2 separate regions of the Homo sapiens genome follow, and region 2 is linked to region 1. Evidence: chromatin loops called from intact Hi-C (ENCODE). Cell type or tissue: heart right ventricle. All regions are shown on one strand. Links, peaks and the distances in the headings refer to the core of each region. The heading gives the core; the rest is flanking DNA.

Evidence for each region. A loop is a pair of places that touch in the nucleus more often than their neighbours do. Peaks named below come from ENCODE experiments on the same cell type or tissue, not always from the same donor. Only the 100,000 strongest peaks of a DNase experiment are listed, where the experiment ranks them.
Region 2: a loop joins it to region 1, with 2.0 times the contacts of the local background. A loop is called at or near these places in 2 of 110 quality-filtered maps.

What each region holds. Positions count from the first base shown.
Region 1 is chr2:9,734,380-9,744,554 of GRCh38, reverse strand. It overlaps the pseudogene RNU4-73P. Among named protein-coding and RNA genes, the nearest start is that of TAF1B, 100 kb to the left of the region's middle. RefSeq lists an enhancer at 5,970-6,069. In heart right ventricle, for the core only: no CTCF peak of the experiment used is centred there; DNase peaks (open chromatin) are centred at 4,794 and 5,610; H3K4me3 peaks cover 1,256 bases; H3K27ac peaks cover 2,987 bases.
Region 2 is chr2:9,649,467-9,659,641 of GRCh38, reverse strand. The region is part of intron 3 of LOC105373418 (a long non-coding RNA gene); the gene reads right to left. Among named protein-coding and RNA genes, the nearest start is that of YWHAQ, 24 kb to the right of the region's middle. RefSeq lists enhancers at 1,395-1,955, 2,684-2,853, 2,811-3,312, 3,364-3,463, 4,094-4,333 and 3 more. In heart right ventricle, for the core only: no CTCF peak of the experiment used is centred there; no DNase peak of the experiment used is centred there.

The DNA of each region.
Region 1 (10,175 bases), core at 1,470-9,469:
TAAAATGGTCATAAGTACAGGGCAAGGCTTGGACTGGGGCCAATCCTCCGTCGGGCAGAGAATCATGGGGCAAAGGACCTGGTGGTGAACACCTCCCCCACTAGACCAGTAGCCGGGTGGCTTGGGGCTGCATCTCTGCTGAGTCCCTGAGCAGATCAAGACCGGCTTCAGTTCCTGTCCCGGTGCCAGAGGACCCCTCCTACAGCAGCCTGCCCCAGGAGAAGAGTTCTTCCTGCAGGAAGTTCATGGTTCCCAGGCAACCCTCAACAAAGCCGGATCCCTGCAGATGACCCCTCTCAGCCTGCCCACCCAGAAAGGGAGCCCACAGCCCCTGGACTGGCCACCCCCACCATCGTCCGACCTGCTGAGGGATGTGATGAGAACAACTGTTTTACACTGAGGCCTTGTCACATGCCAGGTGCCTTGTCAAGCTCTTTGCATGCAGTAGCTGATTTACACCTCCATTACCTGGGTAGGATTATTCACCTCATTCTACCGACATGGAAACTGAGGCACAGAGAGGCTACGTTACCTGCCCAAGGGAATATAACTAATAAATAGCAAAGCTAAGGTTTTCATTCAGACACAGACAACTCTGGAGCCTGTGCTGTTCATCTCTAGGCAGGAATAAACTAAGAATTTGGGGCGTTTTATGCTGCAAGTATTGAAAAGCCTAAAACTCCCCAACCCAGTGGACATTCCCTGTGGCTGCTGTGAGGAGGAACCACAAACTGAATGGCTTAGAACAGCACAAACGTGTCCCCTCACACACTGGAGGCTAGAAATCTGACATAGGAATGTCAACGGGGCTGTGATCCTGCTGAAGGCTCTAGGGGAGGACCCTTCCTGACTTTTGTAGCTTCTGGTGTCATCAGCAGCCGCTGGCATTCCCTGGTTTGCAGGTGCCTCACTTCAGTCTCTGCCTCCCTGTGTGGCTCTCTCCCTGGTGTGTGGTGTCTCTGTCTCTTCTCCTCTTCATATGACATCAATCTTTTTTGGAGTTAGGGTCTGCCTTACTCCAGTATGACTCCATCTTCACTAATCACATCTGCAATGACCCTATTTCCAAATAAGGTCACACTCTGAGGTTCATGAAGAACATGAATTCTGGGGGGACGCTATGCAATCCAATGCACCCAACAATATCATTCAAGATAAAAATAGTCAACAACTTTATAAGAAGTGTAAGAAAAGTCCAGAAGGCTTCTAATTTTTTTCCTATGATGAATTTGATTTTTAAAAACAATTTTTGGTCAGGTGTGGTGGCTCATGCCTGTAATTGCAGCATTTGGGAGGCCGAGGCAGGAGGATCACTTGAGGCCAGGAGTTTGAGACTAGCTGGGGCAACATGGCAAAACCCTGTCTCTACTAAAAATACAAAAATTAGCTGGGCGTGGTGGTGCGCACCTGTAGTCCCAGCTACTCGGGAGGCTGAGACAGGACAATCCCTTGAACCCAGGAGGCGGAGGATGCAGTGAGCCGGGATCTAGCAAATGAACTCCAGTCTGGGTGACAGAACTCCGTCTCAAAAAAACCCAAACAATTTTTGTCAGGAAAAAAAATGTTTTCACTGTTGTTGCTGGCCTTGCTGGTGCCCTAAGCGCATGCTCACTCAGCCTCTTGGAAGCCATCATGGAGGAATGGTGACACTCAAGAAAGTGTGTCCTCTCAGTGAGCAGCCCCAGGCAGGGGCGGTAGAGCAGTTTCCACAGCCCCTCTTCCTGGGACCCCGCTCGTCCCAGCACCACTTGGCCTCATTGAGGACTGCTGTCCTGGCTTTCTCACTGTTCACATGTTGCCAGCAAAGCTGCCAGCTCTCTCAGACCCCACGTGTGGCTGCAGACCCCTGGCCCCAGCTGGACATCTGGAACTTAGGACCAAGACATGTCAGTTCAGTCTTAACTAATAACTTGAATGGAGAAGCTGCATTTTTTTTTTTTTTTTTTTGAGACAGAGTTTCGCTCTTGTCACCCAGGCTGGAGTGCAGTGGTGAGATCTCGGCTCACTGCAACCTCCACTTCCTGGGTTCAAGTGATTCCCCTGCCTCAGCCTCCCGAGTAGCTGGGACTACAGGCGCCTGCCACCATGCCCGGCTAATTTTTTGTATTTTTAGTAGAGACAGCGTTTCACCATGTTGGCCAGGCTGCTCTTGAACTCCTGAAGTCAGGTGATCCACCTGCCTCAGCCTCCCAAAGCGTTGGGATTACGAGAAGCTAAATTTTGGGAGCAGTGGTGACTACATGTCATGCCACATGGACAGAGAAGGAGGAAAATCTCATCTCCAGGAAAAGAAAAATGCAGATTCACAAAGAGAAGCCAGGATGAGACTCAGGTGGAGCCGAACCATGAGTTCCCATTGCTCCTGAAAGCCAGCTCAGTTCTTACCCTCAGATTCTGGGAGACACCCCCAAATCCTTACAAGAATTCCCCTTTGCAGTTTGAAGATGGATTTCTGGAACCTGTAACTAAAATAGTCCCAACAACTGACCCCACCCATAAACCAAGCACAGGTGCAGGCCAGAGGCACAGCTGAGTGCCTCCTCCAAGTGGCATCTCCAGTGACCTTACACTGGTTCCTGAGATGGCCCCAAGTGAAGTACAGCAAAGGAAACCTCAGGACAAGACATGTCCCGATCCATCACTGGAGCCTGAGGTCCTCTTTCTGGTTAAACACGTGAGGCAGGTGCTACTCTTCTCCTTCCTGTATGGATGAGAAGGGCTCAAAGGGTTAAGTAACATGATTGAGGTAACACCAAGGTGAGTACATTTGCCTTAGTCCATTTGCATTGCCATAAAGGATATACCTGAGCCTGGGTAACTTATAAAGAAAAGAGGTTTCTTTGGCTCATGGTTCTGCAGACTGTACAACAAGCATGGTGCCAGCATCTGCCTCTGGTGAGGGCTTCAGGCTGCTTCCACTCATGGCAGAAGGCAAAGGGAAGCCGGTATGTGTAAGAATCACATGGGGAGAGGGAAAGCCAGAGAGAGGAGGAGGAGGTTCCAGGCTCTTTAAACAACCAGCCTTTGAGGGAACTAATAGACCAAGAACCTACTCATTATAACAAGGACAAGGACAGTACCAAGACCTTCATGAGGGATTTGTCCCCATGACCCAAACACCTCCCATAGGCCCCCACCTCCAGTATCGGGGATCAAATTTCAACATGAGGTTTCGGGAGACAAATATCCAAACCACAGTAGCATTACAGCCAGAATTCCAAGTGTGGCTGACTCCAGCCGGTGTATCTGTTGTTGTTCACACGTTACACCCATGAGTCGTCATCCATGCCACCTACTACCAGTGGACAATGACCTCGTGGTGCATGTACCCTCAGTGATCCATCTGGCCACTGCAGAGACAGGTGAGCTTGAAAAGGGGCCACCATGGCCACAAATCAGAAAATGCAGGATCACAAATGGAATTGTGGGATACAATTCTTTGGCATAGAAAGGGCCAGGCAAAATTATGACACAGTGCATTAATAATTAATTAGTGCTTAATCAGGAGCTCTACATAGCAGTTCATTACCCAAGGACACTCCCCATTATAACTGTAGCAAATGGGTCTGGGCAGGCAGCCCTGCCAGCCTCTTTTGAGGCTCACCAGTGACTTTGAGGCTCCCCTTCCAGGGCTGAGGTCACTAACCTCCCCTAGACCTGGCGACCAGTAGCTGGTGTAAGAGGTCCCCAAGAACAGGGGTGATCTGACTCACCCTGGAGAAATTTAAGACACGCTGGGAAGGCAGAGCCCTTGCTTAAAAATAACTCCTCAGATTTCTGCAGTGGCGGTACCATAGCCAATGAGGTTTGCCTGAGACATGATTATTGCTAATTGAAAACTTTTCCCTATAGCTTGTCATGACAACTTGAAATATAATTGGCATCGAGAATTTTTGAGACTCTCTACAGAGGCTGAACAACCAAAAAAACATAAAAATTTAACTCCTCCTCAGCTTCACTTTGGCACAATGCCAGAAGGACCTCTATTAAGTTGTGCACATTTGTGCAGCCCCCCACCCCCCAACTTCAAATACAAATGCCCATCAGGGAGCTAAAACCTTCTGCATTCGTTGGTTGGAGGAGTCCCCACTAGGGTATGAGTGTTGAGGGTGTAGGGGCAGGAACCACATGTGAGTCGTTGTTGTATTTGCCACACTATGTGACAGGTGGGTGGATGGATAGATGGGTGGATGGGTGGGTGGGTGGGTGGGTGGGTGGGTGGATGGGTGAATAGATGGGTGGATGGGTGGGTGGATGGGTGGATGGATGGGTGGATGGATGGGTGGATGGGTGGGTGAATGGATGGGTGGGTGGGTGGGTAGATGGATGGATGGATGGGTGGGTGGATGGATGGGTGGGTGGGTGGGTGGATGGATGAGTGGATGGATGGTAGGATGGATGGATGGGTGGGTGGATGGATGGGTGGGTGGATGGGTAGATGGATGGATGGATGGATGGATGGGTGGGTGGGTGGGTGGATGGATGAGTGGATGAATGGATGGATGGGTGGGTGGGTTGATGGAGAGACAGGAGTGAAAAATACACAACAGAGGGAGAGGAAAATCACAGTCTATCCTTGCTTGTTTCCAGCAAAGAAGAACGTAGCTCCTGACTGGCTGCCACATATGTGTCTGAGCAGCGAGTTCCAGGGACCTTCTCAGTGATGCCGATGGCCTCTCCAGGCAAATAGCGCAGGCCTGGCCGGTATCCAGAAGGAACTCCAGGCTGCCTCTCCTTCCCGGACGCACACCCTCCCCTGGGGAAAGACCCCAGACAGAGCCCGCGGGGCCTACAAATAGCAGAGTCCCTGGCTCTGAGCACAGGCAACGGAGAGGGGACGGGAAACGGGACTCGGGCGCCAAGTCACTCCCCTGCCTCGCCCTGGCGGAAGGGCAGGCGTCACACCTCTAGGAGGAAGGCAGATGTGAGAGGGCTGAGCCCTTCCGGGGGCTCAGAGGATCAAAGGCACTGACATCCTAAGAGAATTGGAAACCAGAAACAGGGCCGGGCGCGGTAGCGCACGCCTGTAATCCCAGCACTTTGGGAGGCCGAGGCGGGCGGATCACGACAGAGCGAGACTCCGTATCAAAAAAAAAAAAAAGAAAAAACAAAATAGAAACCGGAAACAGGATGAGCTGGGTCTGCAGAAGCGGCGTGTGGGACCCATTCCCCGCAAGGGCTTTGTGGATAGGAACCCAGCACAGACTTCCCTCTTATCAACAGGACCGAGGCATGAGAACACGAGGGTCAGCCTGGGCTCCCTGACCGCAGTCTCCTCAGAAGGGAGTCTGGACAGCGAGTCTTGCCTCTGCTGCTCCTCTGGGGCCTCCTGATGCCTGGCAGGGAGAGGAGCCACCGTGTGAGGGTTTCTGAAATTAAACTGTTCTCAGAGTCGCAGCTGTCAGGAAGGGACAGCAAGAGCCAGCTGACAGGAGCCTGAATCTTTCCAACGCAATCCATCTAGGATGGGAAAAGAAAGACCAATTTCCAGCCTTGCCAGACTCCTAGGGATGGGCTGAGCATGCAGACTCTGTCACTCACCAGCCGCTGACCTTGGCCAAGCACCTCATTGTCTCTGAGTCTTGGTTTCCTTATTCATAAAACGATAAAAGTCCTGATCTCACAAGGCTGATGTGGGAGCCAGAAATAGCGATGCTGTGTGACAGGCCCGCAACCCTTCCAGTTCCTCTCCCTCACCAGCAAGCCAGAGGCCTGTTTTATTCAGGGTTTCTGGCAGCCACATGCTTCAGGAGAAGCAGGACTCCCTGGGAGCCTAGCACAGTGTCTTGATTGGTCTAAGCCAGTCACGGTGACCCAGTGATTAGTTTATGAACGGGCGTGTAACTTCATTCTGACTAACAAGACACGAGAGGAAGTGTCTGGATGAATTTGGGGAAAGTTTCCCTTACTCTTAAAAAAAGAGCTATAAAGAAGGGGCTTTCTCTCTTTCTGACCTTTGGGTGTGGTTGGGTGAGAACATGATACTTAGAACTGCTGCAGCCATATTGTGACATAAAGGGATAATACCCAACATAAAAGCCAAGAGGCTAACGATGGCAGAGTGTCGAGATGAAAAGAAGCCAAGTCCTTGGTGACAGCCTTGAGCGGTTGAATTAATTTCCCTTGGGATGTCCCCAACTTGAGACATCTCATTAAGTGAGAGAATGCTGTCCCAAGGTCAGAGACACGGGACAGTGGGGGTCAGGGGCAAAGGCTCTAGAGCTTGACTGCCCAATCCACCACCACTACTACTGAGGACTTTTGGCTTGTTTATTTTCTCTCTCTTCTCAGTTTCCTCATCTGTGAAATGGGGATGGTGATAATAACCGTATCTGGTTTATGAGATCATTGTGAGGATTTAAGGGGTTAATGTGTAGAAAGTATTCAAATCGCGTCTGGCACATGGTAAGTGTCATGTAAGTGTCAGCTATGACTATTGCAAGCCATTTTGACTTTTTCTGTTATTTATATCTCAAAGTATCCTCTTAAAGTCCTCATGGAATAGGTGCTTGGTCAGTAGTAGCTGTGTGTTCACAAGTTTCTGGGCTGAACAACTGTGTGCGCCACTGTATGTGCACAGAGATAGTACTAATGCAAATGTCCCAAGGAGCTTCTCGAGTGGACATCACTGGACTCCTGCACCCCATCCCCAAGGGGAGCTTCTGCAGGAGGGGAATAAGCAGAAAGCAGGAGAAGGCATTCCAAAGTGCCTGGTGGGGACTGGGGGAGTGGAAGTGGGGGGCACTAGGAGGAGTGGGGAGTACCAGAGGAAGTGGGGGGCACTAGGGGGAGTGGGAGGTACTAGGGGGAGTCAGGGGTACTAGAGGGAATGGGGGTACTAGGAGGAGTGGGGGGCACTGGGGGAGTGGGAGGTACTGGGGGAGTAGGGGGCACTAGAAGGAGTGGGGGTTACTAGGACGAGTGGGGGTACTAGAGGGAGTAGGGGGTACTAGGGGGAGTGGGGGATAGTGGGGGAGCCAGGGGTACTAGAGGAAGTGAGGGGTTACTGGGGGAGTGAGGAGTACTAGAGGGAGTAGGGCACTAGGGGGAGTAGGGGGTACTAGAGGAAGTGGGGGGTACTAGGGTGAGTAGGGCACTAGGGGGAGTTGTGGGACATTTGGACAGAGGCCAAATGCACAAAACCTATTCCAGAAAGAGCCAATACACTGGCTCAGCTGAAGAAGAGCCTGGGGATGGAAGAGCAAGGAGAGACAGTCCCGGAAGTGCAGGCAAGGCTGAGAACGGGCCGGCCTCGAATGATGAAGCGTTAGGATTCCGTCTTACAGGGCAGCAACACCAAAGGTTTCTGAGCAGGGCAGCCTCGGCAGTGTGGCTCAGGGGAAGAGCTGCTCACCATCTGCATTCATCTGCTCAGGCTGCCATAATACAACACCACAGGCTGGGAGCTTAGGCAACAGAAATCTATTTCCAAACCAGTCCTATTGGATTAGGTAACTGAGGTCACACTTATAACCGCCATTAACATTAGTTACCTCCATAAAGGCCCTATCTCCAAATACAGTCAGTCCTGGGTAGGATCTTCAATGCGTGCATTTGGGAGACAATTTGGTCCACAGCACCATCACTCTTTGGGATGAGCTCTAGAGGTGGATGTGGGAAACAGACACCGAATAGGAAGCTGCTGTCTTAGCCCAGGTGCAGAAAGAAGGAGGGGGCTTCTGAAGGCAGAAGGCAGCAGTAGACACAGAAAGGAAGGTGAGCATAAGAGCTGCTGAGAGGGAGGAATCTCCTCACACAGTTCAACACAGTAACTGCTATGTGACCCAGCAATTCCACTCCCAAGTATCTACCCAAAAGAATGAAAATTAGGGACCCACACAGGTACTTGTACACTCACGTTCATAGCAGCATTATTGACCATAGCAAAACAACCCAAATGTCCTTCAACAGATGAATGGATACACGAAACGTGGCATATTCACATAATGGAATATCATTCAGCCATAAAAAGGCATGGAATTCTGACACATGCTAGAATGTACATAAACCTTGAAAAGGTAGGGACAGAAAGGGGTGATCCCCTTTCTCCCCATCATAAAGGGTCACAGCCAACACCCCTACAACAAAAAGCATGTTAACAAGAGAAAATCATAACAAAGGTATTATGTGCACAGATGTGCAAGAGTGTTTACAAAACATGAACTCGAAGAGGGACCAGATGGTTGAGGCTTAATGCCCTCTTCATAACAGAGAGGGGAGTGGGGAAATGACTAGGCCCAATGCTCAGACAATGGTTAGTAATTGATTCTCTTTCAGAGCTAGATGGGACAAGTTACAGGAAGGTGAGAGGCAGAGCTGCACAGGAACAAATGTCTTACTGTGCAGATAAAGATCTCCAGGTGATCTCTGGGGTGAGCTTCCTTCCTTGAAGACAAGGACTCAATGTTTTCATTTCTACATCCTCAGAGTTGGTGCAGGTCCTGGCATGGGTGGACCTCTGCAGTTGCTTAATGGATCCATATAATCCAACTAAATTCATACAAGGGCAGGCCCAGCAGGTGTTCCAACAGAGTCAGTAGGGGACGTGCTAGATGAGCATAAGGAAGTTAAAGAAAGTTTCTCCAGAAAAGATAATAGTGACATTGTAGTTTCTTGGAAGAGGTGCCATTTGCCCCAGGCCTTGAAATATGACAGTCATGTGGGATAAAATTATGATACAACATCCCCTATTTAGGGGTCAGGCTTCTTCCCCTAAACTACTTCTGCAGTTTTGCCCCTCAAGCTTGATGATAGGTATTTCTGAAGTTGCAGAGAACTGTTCAGTATTAGAGCAAATCCATCCCACACTTCTTCCCAGAGCACCCAGAAAACAAAGACCGCCTTGGTGGAGGGGAGGTCTAGGAAGAGGGAATGGACAGGGACATGGGTCCCCTAAACAAGGCAGAGTGAGCTTCTGGAAACATGAACCTGCTCACATCACCCCTCTCTTCTCTCCCCCTTGCCTGTGCCTGAGTCATAAACCCTTGGCCTAACATTTGAGGTTCTTTACCATCTGGCTTGTTTTGGCCTCTCCATTCCAGCACCACCCTGCCCCAAACCACAAAGCCCCATCAGACCACTTCCCCACTTTGGCAAACATGCTAAGCTCTTCTGTGTCTCTGCACTTCATCGTGTTATTCCCTTAGCTTACAATGCTTTTCCCCACCTCCTTTACACCTGAAAACCCTACTTGTTCTTCAAGTTCCTCCTCTGTAGTCCTATTTTGATGCCAAGTCCATTCCTGTTTCGTCTGGGCTTCCCCAGGCTTTCTTTACCTCTCTCTAACTCCATTATGACACCTGACATCTATCATTTGATCTGCCATATGAGGCTTAGTTGGTTCCCTGTCTCTGTCCTCACTAGATCCTGAGAACCTTCAGGGAAGGATAATGTTTTCTTCATCTTTTAGTCCCCAGCACAGTACCTGGTACATAGTGGGTGCTCAGTGAAACTGCCAACACATTGAATGGAGCTCCCCCAGACACACAATATGGGAGACAAGCCCTTTGAGAATGCTGCTGGGGGTGTGATTGTAAAAGAATCACACAGGGGGTCTTGGAGTATAATCATTAAGTCTGAAGATAGATAGAATATATTTGAAAGGGTATTCTAGAAAATCAGTAACAGTAGTTGCTGCGGGGAAGGAGAGCTGGTGACCAGGATAAGAGGGAAGTTAATTTTCACTCAATACTTATTTAAATTTTTACCATGTGAGTAGGTTTGTAGTTTATTTTGAATTTTCTTTGAAGACAATTATGTAATTTGTGAATAATGGCAATTTTTTTCTTTCTAGTGTTTACATGTTTTATTTTAATATTTTTATTATACTAAGACTCCATGAAATCCAAAATAGAAATAGTGATAAAGGTCATATTGTCTGTTTTCTCATTTTTAAATAAATATTCTTATCATTTCTTTCGGTTAATATTTTACTTACATCTTTAAACATCCTTTTACTTTTGACTTTGTTCTTATGTTGTTAATAAATCTCTTCTAACCACCATTTTTTCAGCCATTCCAATGATCTTTGTCTTTTATCCAGATAATTTAGTCTGTTTACATTTATTGGGAAATAATTGACATATTTGAATCATTCCTACCATCTTATTTTGTGCTTTCTAATCATCCCACTTATTCTGTTGGGTTTTTTCCCTCTTTCTTACCTTCTTTTGTAT
Region 2 (10,175 bases), core at 1,409-9,408, 85 kb after region 1:
TCAAGTGATCTACCCACCTTGGCCTCTCAAAGTGCTGGGATTACAGGTGTGAGCCACCATGCTCAGCCCCATTGGATTTTTCTTTTTGTTTTTTTTTGTTCTTTGTTTTGTTTTGAGACAGAGTCTCACTCTGTGGCCCAGGCTGGAATGCAGTGGTGCAATCACCGCTCATTGCAGCCTCAACTTCCTGGGCTCAAAGGATCCTCCTGCCTCAGCCTCCTGAGTAGCTGGGACTACCGGCACATGCCACCATGCCCAGCTAATTTTTAATTTTTTTTGTAAAGGCAAGGTCTTATTATGTTGCCCAGGCTGGTCTGGAACTCTTGAGTTCAAGTGATCCTCCCACCTCGGCCTCCTAAAGTCTGGGATTACAGGCATGAGCCGCTGTGCCCAGCCATTTCATTGGTTAATGGTTGTCCTGGGAGCGTTAGTCCTTCCCCCATTACCTCCCTCTCCCGACGAACACACACGATGTTCAGGAGAAAACCATGAGTCAGTGAAGCAGAATAACAGCTGCAGTGCTTAACGTGGGGCCACAATTTCCAGAATGTAAGCAATGCTGAAACCAGGCATGCCCAGGCAGTGTGGCATGCAAACCTCTGCTACCCCGGGATGGAGGAGTGTGCTCAATGTCACCGTGGGGATGCCATCAGCCAAATCCAAACAACTGTGGAAAATGTCTGCAGGACTCATGGCCTGGTTTCTTCCACAATTAAATGGCATTTAAAAAAACAAAAACAAAAAAAAGAAGGGGAACAGACATAAGAAACATACCCATCCAACACCACACTTACTCTTTTAAGGATCCTAATTTGAACAAACCAACAGTAAAAAGACTGTTTTGAGACAACTGAGGAAAACGGAATGTGGCCTACATGTGGGATAATATTAAGAAACTTATTGGCTGGGCGCAGTGGCTCATGCCTGTAATCTCAGCACTTTGAGAGGCCAAGATGGGAAGATCACTGGAGCCCAGGAGTTTGAGAACAGCTTGGACAACGTAGGGAGACCCTGTCTCTACAAAAAATTTAAAAATTAGCTGGGCGTGGTGGCATGTGCCTGTGGTCCCAGCTACTCAGAAGACTGAGGTGGGAGGATTGCTTAAGCCCAGGAGGTCGAGGTTGCAGCGAGCTGTGATGCTCCAGCCTAGGCGACAGAGCAAGACGCCATTTCCCCCCACCCACCCCCCTCAAAAAAGAAAAAGAAATATATTCTGTTAGGTCTGAGAATGGCATGTAGTTGAGTTTGTTTTTTTGAAGTCCTTTCCTATTAGAAATCTATACTGAAATCTTGATGGATGAAATTACATGATGACTGAGATTTGCTTTAAAAGACTCTAGCAAAAAAAAAAATGTTGGTGCGAGTGTAGATGAACTAAAAATAGCAAAATGATGATCATTGTTGAAGCTGGGTGGTAGGTATAATATGGTAGTATGCAATTTTCTCTACTTTTATGAGAAATGTCTATAAACAAGGTTACATTTGGGAAAAAAAAGGAAAGCAATAATAGGCTCCAGGAGGCATCATCTATCCACTGCTCGTTTACTGAGTAGCTTTTTTGCGTGTTCAAAGATGAGTGAGACAATCTCTACCCTCTGTGAGCAGAAGGTGGAGGGACAAAGAGGAGTTAAGTCCTCAAGCCTTGCGTGCAGTTAAGAAACAATACCACACCACCCCTGGAGGCCACCTCGCAGCAGTGATTAACCAACTTCCATGGCAGTAACATTGACAGTGAGTGCTGGATGGAGTCTGCACTGGAGAAGAGAGAAAAGGTGTGGGGCTTCACACCTTCCCCCATTCTGGAGCCTACAGCTTAATCGCCTGTATTAAAACCTTCCTTCTAAACCCTCATTTTTATAAAATCCAATTTGATTTCTGATTCTTAACATTCCTGTACGTTCAGTCAGCTAATACACTTAAATACTGTTATTAGTGTTTTGAGAACTCCTAGAAGAAGCAGAATTGGGTGGTTAGGGGTTGAACAGAGAGGCAGGAGAGAAGTAGAAACTTTGTTTTGGGAAGGCTGGAAGTGGGAAAGTTAGGTCAGAATTCCACAGGGCCTTGGCATCGGGCTCATGCCTAACAGGAAGGAGGAAGCAAGCTCTCAAGATGGGGTTAGGGTCCCATTAGTTTCTGCAAAGCTTTGCACAGAGTCATGTGGTACCCCCGGCCTGGGGCCAAGGGCACTGAGCAGGTTCTCCTGCAAGTGCCGTTCGAGCCAAAGTGATCAGGAAGAGCTTCTTCCATCAAGGACACCCAGGCAACTCTGTCTCTGATCCCCAGACTGAAAGGGGGGGAGTCATCACAGTTCAACTTAGTTAAACATTTTTGAACTTGACTGTGTGTCAGGCCACACACTGGCCCTGGAGCTACGGAGACCAAGTAGGCACTTTCTCTTTGTCAAGGTTCTTTGATTGTAAACAACAGAAGCGACCTCCGGATGTGAGAGAACTCACAGTCCTAATGGAAAAGCTGAAGAACCAAGCTTCAGAGAGGACAGACACCAGAGGAGCTCTGGGGACTTAGGGGACAGAAGCCATAGCATAGGCTCCAGTCATGTTCAGCCTTTTTGTCACCCCACTCAAATCCAGATACCGGGGAAGAGACTTCTAGAGGGACCATCAGAAGCATGCTTGGTGGCAGATGTGCTACCCCTCAATAAGAAAGGTGTTTTGTTTATTTGGTTTTTGTTTTGAGATGGAGTCTTGCTCTGTCTTCTAGGCTCACTGCAACCTCTGCCTCCCAGGCTCAAGTGATTTTCGTGCCTCAGCACCCCAAGTAGCTGGGACTACAGGCGTGCACCACCACACGCAGCTAATTTTTGTATTTTTAGCAGAGATGGGGTTTCGCCATGTTGGCCAGGATGGTCTCAAACTCCCGACCTCAAGTCTATCCGCCGATCTCGACCTCCTGAAGTGCTGGGATTACAGGCGTGAGCCACCGTGCGCAGCCAATAAGAAAGTTTTTAAAAAGGGAAGTCATTATCCACTCCTCTCAGTCAGATGCATTGGCTTCTGGCTGTCTGGGTTGTCTAGAAGCAGATTCCGTGCAGGCTGAGCACAGCAGGGAAAGGGCTCCGTTAGATGGGGGTTGAGTCTTTGTTTCACACTGACTCATCCCTGCATCCTGAGGCTGTTGACTGTGTAGACTCAGCCCTGGCATAGGTGAACTGGGGTCAGGCCTGTGGTTCTCACTTGTAAATCTGAGATAATCTATAAATGGTTTTCTCTCTGGTTTTCTTTCCCAGTAGAAGCGGTTCTTTTGTTTTGTTTCTTGTTCTTTGTTTTGTTTTTTTTGTTTTTTTTTGGAGACAGAGTCTCACACTGTCACCCAGGCTGGAGTGCAATGGTGCAATCTCGGCCCACTGCAACCTCCGCCTCCGGGTTCAAGCGATTCTCCTGCCTCAGCCTCCTGAGTAGATGGGACTATAAGCGCACGCCACCACGACCAGCTAATTTTTTATATTTTTAGCAGAGACAGTATTTCACTATGTTGGCCAGGCTGGTCTCGAACTCCTGACTTCATGATCTGCCCACCTCAGCCTCCTAAAGTGCTGGGATTACAGGCATGAGCCACCACACCCAGCCTAGTAGAAGCAGTTCTTACAGAAAAGTTTCTATTTGCAAGAGAGGTGACTCAAAACTTGATAATTGATTTTGTTTTGCTGTAAATGTCTTTAAACATTTTTAAAAACCCTCTAGAACTTTGGAGGGGGAGGCTTCCCTGCCTGGGGCTGCAGACTGTGGTGGGGGCTGCCAGTCACATCAGTGGGGGCTGGGCACACCCAGGACCCTCCAAGGGCTCATTTCTTACCCCAGGGTCAGGGTAAGCATCTTTGGTGACCACAGTCAAGGTGGGCTGGAGCCATAGGTTCTATTTTATTCTGAAACATGCCTGTGAAGTGCACCCGGCCTGGGGAGTTGGAATTACTCATGCCCAGTCAGTCAGCTACTGAAGATAAAAATCAGAACAAAAACTAAAGATGCTTGGGGTTGTGGCGTGGTTGAATAGCTAAGTCACACTTCATCTTCTTCCACTCTCAGCTCAAAGATCGAAGGAAGACCAGAGTCTGACAGTCATCGAGTCTGACGCACTCCCACTGCAGCAAAAGTTTGAATTCCCCTCTCCAGCATTCTGGCCACCGAGTGGTCCCTGCTGTCCTTGAGGGTCTTTGGTGACAAGGAACTCACCTTCCAGGGAAGCCTCTTCCACCCTGGGACAATTCAGATTATGAAAGGACACTCAGATACAGAGCTGAAACTCTCTACCTAATTGTTCCTTTTGGGTTTCACAGAAAAAAAGAAAAAAAAATTTTTTTTTGAGACAGGGTCTGGCTCTGTCACCCAGGCTGGAGTGCAGTGGCATGCTGTCAGCTCACTGCAACCTCCGCCTCTCTGGCTCAAGCAATTCTCGGGCCTCAGCCTCCCAAGCTGGGACTACAGGCACACCCCACCCCACCCAGCTGATTTGTTGTATTTTCAGTAGAGATGGGGTTTCGCCATGTTGGCCAGCCTGGTCTCGAACTCCTGGCCTCAAGTTGATCTGCCCACCTCAGCCTCCCAAAGTTCTGGGATTACAGTTGTGAGCCACCATGCCTGGCTGGGAAAAAATTTTTTTTGTTCTTCTTTCAATGGACAGTTCTTCGAATATCTGATAACAGTTTTCAGAGTCTCCTCCAAGCTATAGCCTCAGTCCTTCAGGTAACCCCTGTGACGTGTCTCGAACCTCCCCAGCAGCCCTAGTGGCTCCCTCTGCATGCAGTCCAGGCTGTCCCCATCTCTCTTAAAGCCTGTGAGCACAAAAGTCCAGTTTTCCGGGTAAGCAGCCTGTGGCTGCTAATACTGCATGGTGCTTGGCATCACGTAGGCAGCCATAGCACTGTGGAAGAAAGGAGAGAAGTGGAGTAGAGAAGACAGGAGGGAGAGTGGGAAAGAAAGGGAAGATGAAAGAAAAGGAAGGAGGGAGGGTAGATGGCTTTCAGCCAACATCTGCATGTCACTTCTAGCAGAGTTGCTGCTGTTGCCGTCTCCCCTGCCTGGGCTGGGCTGGACTGGGCTGTCCCAGACCCTGTCCCCAGATGCCCCCACAAACTTGCTGCTATTCAAAAGGCTGGCTCTCATGGAGTCCTCAGCATACCTGCTCCTGCTCCTTCTCCTGGAGAACTGGGCCCTGGAGAGAGCACAGCACACAGAGGCAGCTAGGAAAGCTGACAGCCTCCCCGCCCCATTCAGCACCGTACCCCAGTACTTAGAGCTGGGGCCCCAGGAGGGATGCAGAGGTCCAAGTTTGGGCTCCAGAAGCTGCTGGCCCAAGGCAGTCAGTGGCTGCTCTGGTTCCAGTTGTGTACACACTTCAGAACTCACCCCCAAGCTTCCACAGCACTTTCTAGGGCCAAGAGAAAACAGACAGGAAGATGTAGTGGAATGATGACCAGGTGCATTTTCACTAACAGGACACTTTCGTACTCATGATCTCATTCAGTCTCACTGGGACCTTTATCTTCTCATTTCACGTATATATAAGCAAAGGATCAGAGAGGCTTGCCCAAGGTTAATCTCAGTATCATTCAGAGAACTATAGTTCTATAGAGTCACACACACACAACGCAATCTCTATCTCACATCATTCTCTCCTCTCCCCAGTCCTAGTACATAGATGTTGTTCTTACTTTCAGAGATAGAAACTGACGACCAGAGATTTAGGTTAGCGGCCCAAGGTCACACAGCTAGTGACTATCTCAGAATAAAACTCCTGGTTGTTCAGGCTAACATCCATGCTGTGTCCACTTGATTTATATGGGAGGTTTCCTCCCATACAAATAAAACACCCCATTGAGATAACAATACGAATAATCTGTATGAAAAGTCTGTTCTGTTCTGTTCTTACGCTAACTCCTTAGTCTGTAGAAACAAAGCAGTTCACAGACACCCAATAGAAGCAATGAAAGCATCTCCCATTGTCTTTTCCACCACGTGCTCCTAAGAGGAAAACTGATGGGCCAACAAAGATTGGCCCCAAGCACGGAATCTCCATGAAAGAACAATGCTTTTTTAAAAAGGCATCATAAGCAGAATACAAAATTATAGGTTCACTGTGTTACCACGGAGGAGGATGAAATGCATATGGAAATAGACAAAGGCTGGAAGGGAAATGCAAACATTCAATCAGTCCAATGGCAAAGGGATGGTTTATTTTTCTTTCTTAAAAATGTATTTAATGACTTTATCATATTTGTGCAATAACAAAAAAGACTCTCATATAATGCACAAATATTCATAATCTGAAATACAGAAGACCTCCAAGCAGTGGTATAAACCTAAGCTGCAGCTGCCGGAGTCCCTGGGATATTGCTGCTTGGTTGACCATGTTCGACCTTGACCAGTTCCGTTAACAGTCACCATAGAGATGGAGAAGAGAGAGAGGCGGAGCAGTCTTTCCACCATGCAGTCTGGCTGACTGCTTGTTACTATAACATTTTGAATACAGACTGTTCCCTACATCTCTGTTTTTGTAGAGCCTTGTCTTCAAGTCAGAGTTCATTAAATTCTGCTGACTTCCCAGAGCACCTACTATGTGCTGGGCCCCAGATATACAAGAATAGTAGGCTAGGTCCCTACCTAGTGACAGCTCATAGCAGGCTCAGTTCTTGGTGGTTTTTGGAGCCTGTGGAGGGTGAAGCATCATACGCTCCCAAACTGCTTCAAAACTTAAAAATAATAGAACCCATAATGTACCCTCTAAGTCTCCAAATCTTGCTAAGTAATTGCTAACCTTGCTAAGTAATTGCTAAGGCTTTTTCTTTTCTTTTCTTTTCCTTCTTTTTTTTTTGGCTCACTAGACAGGACACGAGATATGTATATTTCATTTTTATCCCTAGACTGTATCACCAACTTCTGGAGAACAGAGGCTGTGTTTAATTACCTATATTCCTGGCATAGGGCCTAGCACTGGCCACCTGCTGAGCAGTACGGACTCAGTGTTTGCTGAATATACTGAGCATCCAGAATGAACTCTGCACTGTGCTCCTGAATGAAAGAGTGAATGGATGGGTGCATGGATGGATGGGGCACTAGTTGGAGGGTGGAAGGATGGATGGATGGATGGATAGATAGGTCGATGAGTGAATGGATGAATAGGTGGATGGGTGATTGGGTGGATGGATGGATGGGGGTATGCATGGTGTGAGGTTGGATAGATGGATGGATAGATGGATGAGTAGATGGATGAATAGGTGGATGGGTGGATGGATGGATGAATGGATGGATAGATGGATGAGTGGATGGATGAATAGGTGGATAGGTGGATGGATGGATGGATGAATGGATGGATGGATGGATGGATGGATGGATGGATGGATGGTTAGATGGATGAGTGGATGGATGAATAGGTGGATGGGTGGATGGGTGGATGGGTGGATGGATGATGGAAGGATGGATGAATGGATGGATGGATGGATGGATGGAGAGTAAGTCACTGCATCAAGATACAGATGCACAAGTTGGGAAACAGGAGGAAAGTTTAATCAAGAACTATTCACGAAGCGGAGGAAAATGTTTATGGCAATCAGTAATGGATGCAGTTCCCTGGGGTAAGAAACAGAAGGAGCAGTTACCACCCCTAGTCCTGAGGGACAAAGGGAAAAAAATAATGACCAGAACCCAAAGAGAGGAACTGACCAGAGAGGAAGCATCAGGGAGAGGGAAGTAGGCAGGTCACACATACAATGTGTGGCCTTTTCCTACTGACTTTTTTCTTTTCTTTTTTTTTTTTTTGATTATACTTTAAGTTCTAGGGTACATGTGCACAATGTGCAGGTTTGTTACATATATATACACGTGCCATGTTGGTGTGCTGCACCCATTAAGTCATCATTTACATTAGGTATATCTCCTAATGCTATCCCTCCCCGCTCCCCCGACCCCACAACAGGCCCTGGTGTGTGATGTTCCCCACTGTGTCCAAATGTTCTTATTGTTCAATTCCCACCTATGAGTGAGAACATGCGGTGTTTGGTTTTCTGTCCTTGCGACAGTTTGGTCAAGATGATGATTTCCAGCTTCATCCATGTCCCTACAAAGAACATGAACTCACCCCTTTTTATGGCTGCATAGTGTTCCATGGTGTATATGAGACACATTTTCTTAATCCAGTCTATCATTGATGGACATTTGGTTTGGTTCCAAGTCTTCGCTATTGTGAATAGTGCCGCAATAAACATACAAGTGTATGTGTCTTTATAGCAGCATGATTTATAATCCTCTGGGTATGTACCCAGTAATGGGATGGCTGGGTCAAATGGTATTTCTAGTTCTAGATCCTTGAGGAATCGCCACACTGTCTTCCACAATGGTTGAACTAGTTTACAGTCCCACCAACAGTGTAAAAGTGTTCCTATTTCTCCACATCCTCTCCAGCACCTGTTGTTTCCTGACTTTTTAATGTTTGCCATTCTAACTGGTGTGAGATGGTATCTCATTGTGGTTTTGACTTGCACCTCTCTGATGGCCAGTGATGATGAGCATTTTTTCATGTGTCTGTTGGCTGCATAAATGTCTTCTTTTGAGAAGTGTCTGCCCATATCCTTTGCCCACTTTTTGATGGGGTTGTTTGATTTTTTTCTTGTACATTTGTTTATTTGTAGATTCTGGATATTAGCCCTTTGCCCACTGACTTTTTTCGTGTAGCATAATGTCTTCAAGGTTTATGCATGTTGCATTTTATTTCCTTTGTTGTCTAATAGCATTCCATCCTGTCGATCTTGTTTATCTGGAATGCATTATGGATGCTGCTATGAGCATTTGTGTGCAAGTTTTTGTGTGTACATATGTTTTCATTTCTCTTGGAAATATATGCAGCGGTGGAATGGCAGGGTCATGTGGTAACTCTGTTTAGCCTTTTGAGGAACTGCTAGACAATTTTCCAGCCACTGTTAAGTGTCTGCCCCAGTTAACATTCTCACCAGCAGCACACAAGGGCTCCAGTGCCTCCACATCCTCATCAACACATTATGATCTGTCTTTTTGATATGTAGCTGTCTTTTGATGCATCCTAGTGGGTGTGAAGTGGTGTCTCATTGTAGGTTTCATTTGCATTTCCCTGAGAGCTAATGGCAAACATAGTTTTGCCTTGTTACTTCATCTGCAGCAGTGTCAGTAAAAGACAGTGTGTTAGGTTTGGAGGGAACTTGGATGTCACTGCTCCAACTTTGTCATTTTCTAGATGGGAAAACGAAGGCTCAGAGCAGACCAGGGGCTTGCCCACATTCACGCAATCAGTCAGGGGAAACCCTGGGGGTAGGGCTCAGGTTTTCTGACCCTTAGACTGTGACTTCTTTCTCTGTCATCTGGATCAGAGGACAGGTGCTATGCCCCTCCAGTGCTGTCCCCACCCTTCTTCACCCTGCACTACGCCCAGAGAGGCTGGGGCATACCAGCTACATCAATGCATCCCTTGCCCTCTAGTTTCTTTCTTTCTTTCTTTCTTTTTTTTTTTTTTGAGATGGAGTCTCACTCTCTCTCCTGGGCTGGAGTGCAGTGGTGTGATCTCAACTCACTGCAACCTCCATCTCCCAGGTTCAAGTGATTCACCTGCCTCAGCTTCCCGAGTAATTGGGACTACAGGTGCGCACCACCATGCCCAGTTACTTTTTGTATTTTTAGTAGAGATGGGGTTTCACCATGTTGGCCAGGCTGGTCTCGAACTCCTGACCTCAGATGATCCACCCACCTGGGCCTCCCAAAGTGCTGGGATTACAGGTGTGAGCCACCGTGCCTGGCCCTGGTTTCTTTCTTTTTTTTTTTTTTCTTTTTCTTTTCCTTTTTTTTGAGGCGGAGTCTCGCTCTGTTGCCCAGGCTGGAGTGCAGTGGCACCATCTCAGCTCACTGCAACCTCCACCTGCCAAGCTCAGCACCAGCACACCCTGCTAATTTTTGTATTTTTTGTAGAGACAGAGTTTCACCATGTTGCCCAGGCTGGACTTGAACTCTTGGCCTCCCAAAGCGCTGGGATTACAGGAATGAACCACGGCACCCGGCCGCCCTCTAGTTTCTTATGGGGTTCAGCCAGTGGAAGGCACCAGCTAGAGACTGGCATGCAGGAAGTGCTGAGGCTGTGTGACCTGGTTCCCTTGAGGGTGGACCAAAGAGTGAAGACAGGCTGGGAGGGAGACTTGGTCA